Regions from separate parts of the Homo sapiens genome. Here region 2 is linked to region 1. A link is an interaction called in ENCODE POLR2A ChIA-PET data of the cell type or tissue named here. Cell type or tissue: OCI-LY7. All regions are shown on one strand. Region 1 overlaps MLLT3 (MLLT3 super elongation complex subunit). Region 2 overlaps MLLT3 (MLLT3 super elongation complex subunit).

What was found. Peaks named below come from ENCODE experiments on the same cell type or tissue, not always from the same donor. Only the 100,000 strongest peaks of a DNase experiment are listed, where the experiment ranks them.
Region 2: POLR2A ChIA-PET joins it to region 1 with 7 read pairs; 2 of 35 experiments call an interaction of 5 or more read pairs at or near these places.

What each region holds. Positions count from the first base shown.
Region 1 is chr9:20,372,274-20,374,773 of GRCh38, reverse strand. All of the region lies in intron 5 of MLLT3 (MLLT3 super elongation complex subunit), which reads left to right. Among named protein-coding and RNA genes, the nearest start is that of MIR4473, 38 kb to the left of the region's middle. In OCI-LY7, no CTCF peak of the experiment used is centred here; a DNase peak (open chromatin) is centred at 1,323; H3K27ac peaks cover 2,133 bases.
Region 2 is chr9:20,601,673-20,604,172 of GRCh38, reverse strand. All of the region lies in intron 2 of MLLT3 (MLLT3 super elongation complex subunit), which reads left to right. Among named protein-coding and RNA genes, the nearest start is that of MLLT3, 20 kb to the left of the region's middle. In OCI-LY7, no CTCF peak of the experiment used is centred here; no DNase peak of the experiment used is centred here.

The DNA.
Region 1 (2,500 bases):
GAATATGATAGAGCTACACAAAAATACATTATGAGGTTAGAGTTACTGATGTTTGTTCAATCTCATTTTTATATATCTTTTTATATAACAAAGTTTTGTTCTTTTAGCATGTTTTTGAAGCAGTTACTAATGTAAAACCAAATGATAATAAAATTTCTCTTGATTCTGGCTTTTAATAATTCGCTAGTGCATAGATTGTTAGGTTAACATAAGTAGAATATTGTTTTATCACTTTTCAATACTTCTTTGTTTAAATTTGGCCTTACCTTTTATTGGCATAGCTATCTCAATATTTTACCCATTAATGGGAATTGGTAACATAGATTTCACTCATCTAATGGAAAGCATTTTTCCACAATTGTTTGGCATGGATGTTATGTATTTTATTTTGAGACAGAGACTTGTCTTGTCACCCAAACTGGAGTGCAGTGGCATAGCCGTAGCTCACTGCAGCCTCAAACTCCTGGGCTCAGGGGATCCTCCTGCCTCAGCCTCCCAAGTAGTTGGGACTACAGGGACACTTCACCAAGCCTGGCTAATATTTTTATTTTTTGTAGAGATGGGGATCTCACTGTGTTGCCCAGGCTGGTCTTGAACTCCTGGCTTCAAACAATCTTCCTGCCTTGGCCTCCCAAAGTGCTGGGATTACAGGCATGTGCCGCTGCACCTAGCTTGTTATGTTATTTTTTTAAATGTACATTTAAAAATTGAGTGGATTATTTTCAGTTTCCTACAGAGGAGAAACTAAATGAGGTGGACTTTTAAGTGGTTTTTTTTTTTATGTTAAGCAAAAAGAAAAGCTATATAATGTGTAAGGTGATTTTTTTTTTTAATGAAAGAAGGACCAAAACTGTGAGAAGAACCTAATACTTCAGTCAGGCATAATGAAAATTGAACAGAGAAGTAAATAAAGTGTCCTATATTTGTGTTTTCTTCTTTCATTAGTATTCATCCACAGTCTTTCTGGATATTTGTGAAAGAAGAGATAATCTTTATAGCAGGCTCTAGGTGTTCTTTTTCTAGGTGAGGTTTACATTTTATGAAAAGTTACATTTTCGTAATGTAACTAATGAGGTTACATTTTATGAAAAGTGTAGCAATGTGTCTGAAATCATTTCTGTTTAACTAGTTATACTGTACTCTTTCCCTTTTCACTATTTTTATTTTGATTGCTTTAAAGATCAAGTCACCAAAATTCTGTTCATAAATATAGTTGCCAATTAGAAAAGACAGAACTACTTTTGACATCTGTTACCTAAAGAGGAAGTATGCTCTTAGTACAGGATCAGTGCCAGCTTATGCAGGCCTCCCCTGTGATCTACCTTGACAGGTGCTCGCTTTTGAAACACTTCTAGTTGTAAACATGTGGTTTTTCTTACTTGTCTTGGACAAAAGTAATACTCTGTAGAAAATCCATTACAAAATGATTTTGCATAGCCATTTAATGTTGAAGATTGTATTGCAAATCCTGGTAGGCCCATTGTTTTGGTAGTAAAGATATATCTTGTATTAGGCAGTAGAGGAGTATGTGACCTATTGTAAATGATAGTAGCAATCAAATGTTGATTAGCTGCCATTAGAACAGCAGTGTGCTAGGTGTTTTTACTTTATTATATCAATTTAAGGTAATCACTTCTGTATGAGGTTCAGTGCCCTCACTCTATGAGCAAACTAATGTTTAAGCAATCTTCACCAAAATATACTATCAAGCAGTAGAATTAAGATACTTCAGCATATGTAGGCATACCTTCGAGACACTGCAGGTTAGGTTCCAGACAATTGTAATAAAGCAAATAGCACAATAAAATTAGGCATGTGAAGTTTTTGGTTTCCCAGTGCATATAAAAGTTATATTTATGCTATATGGTAATCTATTAAGTGTGACAGTATATATTACCTTATTAAAATATACCTTGTTGCCAGAAATGCTTACAATTTTCTTGGCCTTCAGCTAGTCATAGTCTTTTTGCTGGTAGAAGTTCTCGCCCAGATGCTGATGACTACTTATCGATTGGAGTGCTGAAGATATGAGTGGCTGTGGCAATTTTTGAAAATAAGACAATGCAGGCCAGGCGTGGTGGCTCATGCCTGTAATCCCAGCACTTTGGGAGGCCAAGGCGGGTGGATCACGAGGTCAGGAGATCGAGACCATCCTGGCTAACACAGTGAAACCCCGTCTCTACTAAAAATACAAAAAAAAAAAAAAAAAAAAAAAAAAATTAGCCGGGCGTGGTGGCGGGTGCCTGTAGTCCCAGCTACTCAGGAGGCTGAGGCAGGAGAATGGCGTGAACGAACTTGCAGTGAGCCGAGATGGTGCCACTGCACTCCAGCCTTTGTGACAGAGTGAGACTCCGTCTAAAAGAGAAAAGAAAGAAAGAAAATAAGACAATGCAGTTTGCTGCATGGACTGACTGACTTTTGCAAAAGATTTATCTGTAGCATGTGAGGTTGTTTGATAGTGCAGTAGATCTTTTAGAATTGGACTCAATTCTTTCAAACC
Region 2 (2,500 bases), 230 kb before region 1:
TATAATGTGTTTGCGTTATTGCTATAGATTTAAAGGGCAGGGAAATACTTTATTGTTAAGTCTTAAGAGGGCAAGATTTTGAAACCCACTGCTACGTGATTAAATCAGTGTGTTTGCCCTGAGGCTTCAGCCATTCAATCTGAATTCATAGCCTGAAATTTTGGATACCTTCTGTGTTTGAAAATAATACTTCTTAAACAATTTTAAGACTGCCTTTGCCTATTCACATGAAAACTATTGAGGCAAATTACCAGGGTTAAGATTTTCATGTAATCAAGACTCTCAAGATAAATTTCAGTATTTTAAAGAGAAAGTTCACAGCCACTGTACATAAAATTTTAGTGGGCTTTTCATTAATCTAAAATAACTGGTCTATAAGTACTTTATCAGTGAAAACTGCTCAGCATGTAAAACGAGGAGTAGAAGAGCACAAAGGCTTCCTGCAAATTAAGGGCACAATGAGTACTAACGGACTTTCCAGCCATCTCCAGCTGTGAGATTATTATAGTTTTTGCAAACCCTTTTCTCTCAAAACTAAATCAAGAATGGTAGAGTCCTGATAAAAAGAAGTGTAGAAAAGCCTAACTAATCCTTAGATGAGTTACTTCAAACGTGCCAAAATAGAATAAAATCAGTTAATAGCATAGATTAAGGGTTACTTTTAATGCATTTTTATCACTCACATTGAGAATTTTGTTGTATGTTAATGCATTTGGCCTTAGTTAACAAAATTCAGAGGAAAAAACATAATGAAATTTGAGAGATTACATAATCACATTATTTTGAGGAAATTTAGTACTAAGTTGCGGGTGCCAGATTTGACCTAAGAGGTAAAAGTGGTGTTCTTGAGATCAGAGCTGAAACAGGTGGCTCTAAGTTTTCTGGTTATAAATAGAAGGCTAACCTATATACTTATAAGAGTTGGCTTATTATATAGATTTTGAAAAACAATGTGGCTATATGTCTTTGGATAAATATGTCCAAGTGGTTTCTTGGATAAGATTATAGAAGACTGCCAAAATCAGATCTGGATTAATGTTTCAAAAGTGCTTGATTCTTGCTAATGGTAAAGAGAAAGTGAGAAGGAGAAATTAGAGGCAGATTTTAGGTGCAAAGGTAGTCTTTATTTTATGTATATATCTAAAAATGATCTTTCATATATAGAGGGAGACTATATCATATCTACTTTTAATTCAGAGCCACATGTTAGCCAACTACTGAATTTGTGGAATTATGGCATATTATGATAAAGCTGCCAAAAATACTGGGTTAAGGAAAAATTGATTTGGCATGATGCCATTGGCAGGAGGAATTAAAAAGTGACATGTCTTTCTCTTTTTAGGTGGAGATAAATAAATATATGTGTGCATATGCTGTGTGTGTGTGTGTGTGTGTGTGTGTGTGTGTGTGTATCAAACTTAATAAAACATTGTTACAAGAGCCTGGCAGTAGGAGATTTGATAATCATGTTACATTTGCCACTCCTCCAAGATGCCAAATTCTAAGTGTCTCTATGAGGACTTAACATTTACTTCCTTGTAATAAATGTATTGCTTTTGCAGTGGGATAACAGGAAATAGTTTGACTGTCACTCCTGAGCACATGCGTGTACTATATGGGTTAGGTGTTTGTGTGTCTATGTGCCCATCCCACATATCCCATATACAAATGTAGATTTTTTTATAAGCCATGTGAGAGTAAAGTTCTGTTAATTTATAGTCAAAACATATAATTTGCCCATACATACAATTCCTTTATTGAAATTCTGACCACATTTAACCTTATTGAAAGCTTCTAGCTTGAATGAGTTTTGCTACATTGAATAAATACTATGCTGTATAGTTATTTATGTGCTTAAGAAGCTGAACTTTCATTCCATCCCAGTAAGTTCCCATGGGATAAGTTATTTTAGTAAATCAGAAAATTTCTCTGAAAGCAAAGTAATTCTTAATTTTTGGAGGCTTGAAAATGGAGAAAATAGCCATACGAGTTAGCGGGAAGAAGTTCTCATTGATTCATATCGCTAAAAAATAATTTAAAATACTTGTACTCTTAAATTATCGTGAGGGGGAAGAACCCACCACAGTGCTGCTGAATTGTTTTACTTCTGGGATTATATCTTTGTGTGTTTATAGGAGTGGGAACATTTTATCTTCTGTGTTTCTGTTGAGGTTGTTTTTCAGCAGTGCCCCAAGAAAAGTCCTGGAGTCTAGCTTTGAAGCCCGGTGGACAAGCTGGATATCAAAGAGCCAGAGGAATTCAGCAGTAATTGTTTTATGACTGGCCAGAAATCAGACCTATTTGTATAGGTAGCACACAAAATAGCTGTGATTTGACAATTTGGTGCTATTTATACCCACCATAAAAAGAGAAAAGAAAAAGTTAAAGGGATATTTTGGAAACAGGAACTAAGCTGTAAATGCAAATTGCTTCATTTTCTCAAAGGAACAAAAAAAGAAAGGGTTTAGGAAGTTTTTATTGAAGCTACATTATTGAGGAT